2 separate regions of the Homo sapiens genome follow, and region 1 is linked to region 2. Evidence: chromatin contacts called from ENCODE Hi-C or POLR2A ChIA-PET data. All regions are on one chromosome and are shown on one strand. The core of a region is the stretch at or near the end of the contact, and the rest is flanking DNA. Distances in the headings are between cores, read along the strand shown. Region 1 overlaps LOC105373953 (a long non-coding RNA gene). Region 2 overlaps LOC105373953 (a long non-coding RNA gene).

The links. Hi-C counts contacts between places; a loop is a spot of excess contacts on that map. ChIA-PET counts read pairs that join two places held with the same protein, here RNA polymerase II (POLR2A). Pooled maps may share reads with other maps.
Region 1: a loop to region 2 is called in a map of IMR-90, with 2.8 times the contacts of the local background. The contact joins two enhancer-like sites. A Hi-C loop is called at or near these places in 3 of 168 maps with a recorded cell type or tissue (A673, IMR-90 and sigmoid colon) and 2 of 50 pooled maps. POLR2A ChIA-PET finds 5 or more read pairs at or near these places in 6 of 52 experiments (AG04449, AG04450, BJ and 3 more).

The regions. Positions count from the first base shown.
Region 1 is chr2:237,255,101-237,259,123 of GRCh38, reverse strand. LOC105373953 (a long non-coding RNA gene) reads right to left here. Exons shown (of 6, transcript XR_924035.3): 5 at 1,918-2,033; 6 at 1,448-1,694. Among named protein-coding and RNA genes, the nearest start is that of COL6A3, 160 kb to the left of the region's middle. Within about 2 kb of position 2,108, at least 14 of the 41 ENCODE cell types and tissues checked have a DNase peak (open chromatin) inside an H3K27ac peak, as active enhancers do; they include IMR-90 and sigmoid colon, where a contact is called at or near this core.
Region 2 is chr2:237,221,509-237,225,238 of GRCh38, reverse strand. It overlaps LOC105373953 (a long non-coding RNA gene), which reads right to left. Exons shown (of 6, transcript XR_924035.3): 2 at 2,971-3,079. Among named protein-coding and RNA genes, the nearest start is that of COPS8, 140 kb to the right of the region's middle. Within about 2 kb of position 1,823, at least 12 of the 41 ENCODE cell types and tissues checked have a DNase peak (open chromatin) inside an H3K27ac peak, as active enhancers do; they include IMR-90 and sigmoid colon, where a contact is called at or near this core.

The sequences.
Region 1 (4,023 bases), core at 859-3,358, 34 kb before region 2:
GCCACTGGACAAACAGTCACAAAAGGAATGAGTCTATAGCTCGGGTGGTTGATCCTGGTGACCAAGGGGAAACTGGGTTTCTGCTGCGCAGCAGACGGAGGGAGGAGACTGTCAGGGGCAATGAGTGCCCCTGAGTACTTGCACGTAAAAACTAACCAACAGTAAAGTTTAGTAGAAAACTAGAGAAACTAAAGAAAAGGCAGGCTGATCAAGGACATAACCTCCTTGTAAAGAATTGGAGCAGCCACGGTCTGGCTTAGGGCAAGGGGAATATGGAAGAGCCAGAGAAGGAAGCCACACATCCTAACATGGCTCAATGCCAAATTACAGAAACAAGGATTATAGAAGCTCTGCAAATGTTCTATTTGTTTATGACAAGTATTTTTTTCTACATGATAACCATGTTCATCGTTTTTCCTATTTTTATTTCATGTACATGTTGTTAGAAATTCATTTTATAATATATGCAGAAAACATGAGTTAGACTACGATTGAATTTGAGAAGTGATTAATATAGCCCATCACCAATATAATGACCTTGAGAACTATGGGGCTCCTGATTTGAGGGAAAGGCTAAGAATTTCTTCATTTTTGTCCTCTTCAGTTTGGGGAAATGTCTTTCCTTCGATTTGAAGAAAAGAGGCCCATTTCTAGCAAGTTCTGCTGTTGCAACACCACAGCACTTGCAAAAATTCCCTGCCACCCACTGAGCTATGGCTGTGCCCTCTCGGCATGTCTGAATCTTTTCAGCCCTGGAAGCGAGGGCCCTTCCACGAGCATCCATCTCAGCTCCAGGGACGGAGAGTGGCGGCTCCCTCTATCTGCTGCTTTGTATTCTTTAGAGTTCACTTCTCACTAGCCAATCCCTTGTTACTCCAGTTCTACATTTTACTTATTAATTCTTTATACTCAACTTTCCCCGTTTAAGTTACTGTGTGGTTTCTACTTCCTGCTTGAACTGCAACTGATACAGACCATAATCATCTGAGGAGAAAAACATACATACAAGCTTAAAAATTATAAAAATTAACACTGCCTTGAATAAACAACACTACTCACAATATTGCAAGGTGAAACACAATCTTCATTGCTTTATACCCTTGATTCCTGGGTGTATTTTGTTCTGCTGCTAATCCTAAAAGAGCTTCATAAGATATTACTTAAAGGCAGTTAGGGTGCCCCATTCTCCCCGGTGTTGATCAGCTTAATGCATAAAATACCTCTGTTTCAGGAAAACGTAGTCAACCAGATCCCTGAAATGCTTGCCAGCCTAAGCCGGCTCAAGCTGTAAACCATCTGGGCCTCAGGACAGTTTAAAATGGGGATGTGGAGGGTGGAATGTTTCTGAATCGAATGCGTGTGTGTTTGTGAATTCCTTATGTCTCATTTTCTGACCTCAAAGTGTAATCTTAAATGAAAAAAACAAAAAACAAAAAAACCCCAGAACTTCAAAAGAAAATTGCTTTTTAATTTCTTGGTGGAATGGCAGGAAGAGCAGAGTCCGCACAGCTGTACCGGATGCAGGATCGGAAAATCACTTCTCTTCTTGATATCAGACTGGTCAGCACAGCAGCCAGCCCTGCCAAGGTTCAGGTCTTCCCGCTCTGGGGCAGCCAGACCGGGTATAGCTGTCTGATTTTGATTTCTGAGGGTTGTTTTTTTTCCTCAGTAAGCCTGGCTTCACTTTCCTCCATCTGTTGAATAAAATATTATCTGGATTACTTAAAAAAATTTTTTTAAGGTAGCTGCATTTCTTGTTGAAGAAACAGATTTTGAATTTATGTGCCTGAATCACCCTTGAGACCTTTCCACACCCTCGTGATCAGCTGAAAGCCCCTTCTACATCTGCGCATGTGGATCTGGGGCCAGAAAGCACTTAGATGTGTGCATCCTGTGTCTGTTCAGGAGCTTGTGTACCTGGGGAACTCACTGAGAGTAAAGAGCTGTCACCCTCACAGGTGATGTCCACGAAGCTGCAAATCCATGTGCTTTTCTGTAGCATTGTCATTCTTCCAAAGGAGCCTGGAATTTGCCTGGAAAAAAAGAGGGTGTGGTGTGCAAGGAGGAAAATATTATTTTCACTGGTGACTAACTCACCGTGTGATCTTGGGACGCTGCCTCCCTGCTCTGGGCCCAGCTTCCACAACAGTGAAGGGCTGGAGTTCCTTCCAGCTAAAGAATGGTACTGCCTGAAGCTTCCTCCTACATTTCTCTTGAAGAACCCACTCTAGAGGGGCTGTGGTAGCAGCAAGCTGTGGATTTCCCCTGCCTAGTGTATGCATAGCTACTCAGTGTATAAAAACACTGCCTTCTATCTGGCCGTTAGAATAACGATAACCACGTTTTTCAAAGGGTGATCCACAGAATGCAAGTCCCACAAAACAGGCTGAAAAAAATGGAGGGTTTTGTGATCAAGGCTTGGGAGGTGAAGCTGGCAGGAGGTACCAGCCGGTCTGGGAAAGGAGGGCAGTTGGCTGCTCAGAAGTGAATCTAGCCTGGGCTGGGAGGGAGACGGTGGAAGTGGGTCACTGCCATCCCCACGTGTCCACTGGGCATTCAGAGTGTTTGCCAGAAGACCCTCCTGTGCCTCATTCCTCAGCCTCTAAGTGGACATCTTGGAAGGGCACCAGCCTTGTAAGGAGATGGCAAGACCAAACCCCTGGGGAACCCCTCACAATCTGGCCTGATCCTGCCATTTTCCAAAAAAGAAACAGGTTACACAAGGTTGTTGGTGGAGTTGTGTCCTGATTCCTGGTCACGCGGGGCAAGGCTGCCTCTCCAATCCCTCACCTTAGTCTTACTCCCACTTACTCTGCCTCTGGTCACAGCTTCTTGCAAGCTCTAGATCCAAACAAATGGGGAAAACCAAAGGTGCTTGGAGACGTGTGGTCCAGTGGGAATGGTTTGGTTCATGTCAGCAAAGCACCTGTCACATGGAGGCTCCATGCCTAGGCTTTGGGCTTGTTAGCTGAGTGACCAGGGGCCATCACTTGCCTTCTCCAATCTTAGCCTTGTCTTTGTAAAATGGTGATCATACTCCCTTTCTCGTCTTATGAAGATTAATGAAGACAGTGCACATGGGACTGAATGAATGACCTTAAAAAGCTGTTTATAACTAACAATAACACTTGAACGTTGATTGATAGACTTAACTACTGTGTACGGAACACTCACTTAAGACAAGAGGGACAGAGCAGTGCACAAGGAGGATGGAAAACTCACCCACAAAATTCTCACATCCTAGTGACACAAGCTACAAAATGAAGATATTCAAGATCCATGAACGATGGGCATGATTTCTAAAGGTTTTTCAGAGGCTACAAACTGGCTCTAGAACTAAAATTGAGGATCACAGAATGCTGGAACCCTCACTATCCATTTGTGACTGTATGGGCGTCTTTCCTAGTGGGTTACATGCTTACCTCTTAAAATTCACAAGGATGGGTAGAGAGGTTTTTTCAGATGGAAAAACATTCTGAACTCCTTTGTGTGCAGTCTACTCAGTATTATATTTTATCATACAAGAACCTGCTGGGTTTTTTGTTTGGACATTTAGAAACATAAACCGACATTTAAGGCCAATTTAGATTTAAACTAAATCTAAGAATTTTATTCTTATACTTTCTGGTGCTCCTGGTCTAATGAATAGTTTTGGATGTGGGAGGAAAAGACATCCCTGCATTGTTAACAAAAGAGACACAACAGACAAATACCAAAGTGACTCACCAGCACACCGCAAATGTGAGTGGCCAGCTTCCCCCACTCCATCTGGGATTGTCAGGGGCTTTGACAACATTCAGCACTTTATGATAACTTCATATATGGGCTAATCTTTCCATTAAAAAAATGGACTCAAGAATGCAATTGGTTTGAAATTTCTTTGGGAGAAAAAAGCCTACACATCTTGCTTGGTGTTTGGACCTTAGAACTAAGAGCTATTTTCTGGCCTTAGTGATTCCTGGGAATCTTTTTGTAAAAATGACATGGCAACCTCTGCTTAAACACATAACATTTATACATTAT
Region 2 (3,730 bases), core at 574-3,073:
CTCATGCATTGTTTGTGTTGTGAGCTGAGCTAGTCTCTTTTTTCATAGAACACCAATTTTCTTTTTTTTTTTTTTTTTAGATGGAGTCTCCCTCTGTCGCCCAGGCTGGAGTGCATTGTGCATTGGTGCGATCTTGACTCACTGCAACTTCCGCCTCCCAGGTTCAAGTGATTCTCCTGCTTCAGCCTCCCGAGTAGCTGGGATTACAGGCGTGTGCCACCATGCCTGGCTACCTTTTGTGTTTTTAGTAGAGATAGGTTTTTGCTGTGTTGGCCAGGCTGGTCTTGAACTCCTGACCTCAAATGATCGCCCGTCTCTGCCTCCCAAAGTGCTGGGATTACATGCGTAAGCCACTGTGCCAAGCCTAGAACGCCATTTTTACTTGAAAGAATAACTGAAAGACAAATTATGGTTGTTCGGACTTAGGTATTTGCCAGAGAGTTGCTAAAAGAATTAATGGTGTGGGCCTGTCACTTCAAGGAAAACAATTGACCATGAAAATTCGAACTTTCAAGCACAGATTAGAACTTTATACAATGGTCACTAACTCAAGTGACACCCTGGAACCCTGAATGAATCTTTGTTGACTGGCACATTTACTTGTAGAACTTATTTTCAACGTCTTAATGTTCCATGTTTTCCTAATAATTATCATCATATTATTCATATCTAAGTGAATTTTTAAAACCACAATTTATGTACATTTTCTATTCCTAGTCTCCAGGTCTAGTGGAGTCTGTTTGCCTGGGTTTGGTGAAAGCAGAAAATAATTTTGTTGCAGGGCAGGGTGAAAAAAACAGAATCTGTCCCAATAGCCTGGAGGGTGTGGAGACTGTCACCGTCCTTCCTGACTGAGGGGAGTTTGATGCCTAAATGAAAGATGCCATGAACATGAACATACGCATGCATGTACCTTTGTAGTCCAGTGATTTATTTTCCTTTGGGTATATACCCAGTAATGGGATTGCTGGGTCAAATGGTATTTCTGGTTCTAGATAAGTGGGAGCTGAGCAATGAGAACACATGGACACAGGGAGGGGAACAACACAGTAGGGCCTGCTGGTGGGTGGGTGGCGGGGAGGCAGAGCATTAGGAAAAATAGCTAATGCATGCTGGGCTTAATACCTAGGTGATGGGTTAATAGGTGCAGCAAACCACCTTGGCACACGTTTACCTATGTAACAAACCTGCACATCCTGCACATGTACCCAGGAACTTAAAATAAAAATACAAATTTTTTATAAAAGAAAGACGCCAGATGGGCTCAGTGATTAAGATGAGGGATTTCTTAGGCAGAGTCTGAGACGGGGGTCTTGTGGAAATGATCTATTGTAGGACCTGTGGGCAGAAAGGGAGTGAAGGAAGCCAAGAAGCCTGGAGAAGGGTGGAGCCAGGCAGGTTCTTGGCTGGGGTCCAGTTTCTGCCTGATCCCCGGGGAAGTTGGGGAGTGTGAATTGCACCACGGAGTGGTCCCACTGTGAGGGAGGGGGCCTGGGCTTTTGTCCTAGTCAGGCTTGGCCCTTGGCTGCCTTGTGTGTGGGAGAGTAATCTTCTGGGCCCAGAAGCTGTTACTGTCCCAAGGGAACTTCTCTGGAAATGGGCAGCTGTGAGCCCTCGGCAGCCAATGCTCACAGACCTAGAGGATGGGGCACCAGCCCAGAGATCTGGGCAGGGAACAGAGAGTATCCACTACAAGGTTTCAGCAGTCCCTGTTTTCTCTGAACAAAAGCCCACAACCCCAGAAGCCAGGATGACTTGGGGCAACCCGTGACACATAAGACCAACACATTCTTCTTAGGGGAATTCCTGCAGGGAATAGTTGAGGTCCTGGCTGCAATTCAAGAATGAGTTGCATCTTGGAGCTCCTTCATGAGGCCAGCCCTTGGGACCAAGAGTTCCTTTCTACCCTCGCCACTTCAAAGCCATCCTGGAAGAGTGCATGTGCATGTGTGTGTGCATGCAAGGTGCGTGGATGCATGTGTGCACATGCATCAGGTAGGCACATGGATGGCTTCTAGTCAAATAAAAAAATCCACACGACTGTATGGAGCTTCTCTGATCCATTTTGGCTGGCTAGATGTGATCATGGATTTTTATGTAAAATACAATTAGTTTTACGTATTGTTGCACAGTTTGGACCTATTAGAAAAGACCATTAAGGCTAAAAATAGAACCAGAAGAAAAAGGGGACTGACAGCAGACAAATCCCCTAACTTAATTCTCTCCGTGTAAGGTAATCTAGAAGGGTATGGAGGGAAATGTTAGGCAGGGGCCACTAGAAGGCAAAGGGATTTTTCTGCCTGGACATCTAAGTTTAAGAAAACATTGCTTGGGGGTGCGCTGGTGACAGCAGCTGCTGTACAAATGCAGCCATCCACCCCGGGTCAGTTTGCTTTTTGATTGATAACTTGGGAGCAGACTCAACACATCTGGACCATACACATCTGGAAAGAGAGTTGCCAAATTAAACATGCACTAACTTCACACTGTCTCCCAGATTGTTTAGTTTTGGGGAAACTGAGGAAGCAGTGGGAAATGGGGGCCCCAGCAGCTTTGTCTGAGCAGTTTGTTTTCCACTGAAAATCCAGGTCCCCAAAGAGGTTTTCAGGTATTTCAGTTTTGAGAACCGTAATATTGGAATACGATTGTTTTGGTGAAACCAACCTGACCGTAAATGAACTTTGCTTTCAAAGTTATCGTATGCCAAGATTCTTATTGTCTAGAGAGTAACGGCATGTAGAATGTTTAATCAATATGTAGTCAAGCCAATCAGTTTCTCATCAGACAAAAATGCTGTGGTAATATTCTGTCTCTGTGGTCTATTATTTTTCTTTACCCAATAAGATAAAAAATCTTTTTTCTTCATGAGCAAAATGGTCATTTCCCCAAGCACGTTATAAACAGGAAATGCACCATCTGCAGTCACTTTTTCTCCCTTGGGTCCGCAAACCACCTGCATTCCAAACTCACCAGGCTGCACTCTGGGACGTTGCCACGCTTGCTAAGGGAAAGTTTGGCTTTCCGTGGGGATGTTTTGTGAAGAGATGACAGCGAGCTCCCAAAGATGCCAATTTCAATACTAAAGAGAAAAAAGAAACATGATCTTTTAAAAGAAACAATATAAATTTCACTAGATACCAACCCTTCAACTGAATAAAATTAGTAAAATTGATCTCCACAGCTAACATTTGCAATCACTGTGCTAAGCAAGTTACTCAGGTTAACTGAGTTCACCTCTACAAGCTCCTATGAGTTAAGTCTGCTTGTTATCCTCCTTTTTGAGATGAGAACCGGAGGCACAGAAGAGGTTATTCAAGCCAGAAGTGGCAGAGAGAGATTTGAACCCAGACAGTCTGACTCCAGCAATGACCTATGTTCCTATTAGGCTCCTAGAGTCAGGGGCACTGGCCCTTATGTGCAGAGAAGGGTGTGGGTCCAGGTTCTCCAGCCAGGTAGACCGTCTCCCCAGCCACTCTCTGGCTGTGTGTTGTGTAGGGCAGCACATTTGGAGCCTCACAGAACACAGAGACTCACAGAACAGAGCCTGGGAAGTGGAACAGCCTTCAGACACAACGAGAGAGAGAGAGTGCCACCGCCTGCGGGAGGGTCGCCACTTCCCCTTCTGAGCAGAGCTTGGGTGGATCAGGTGGGGAAGGGTAGGGTCGTTATTCCCCATGTACTAGGAAGCCTGGTTGAGAGGACATGTAGCTTAGGGAGAGCCTGTGCTGGA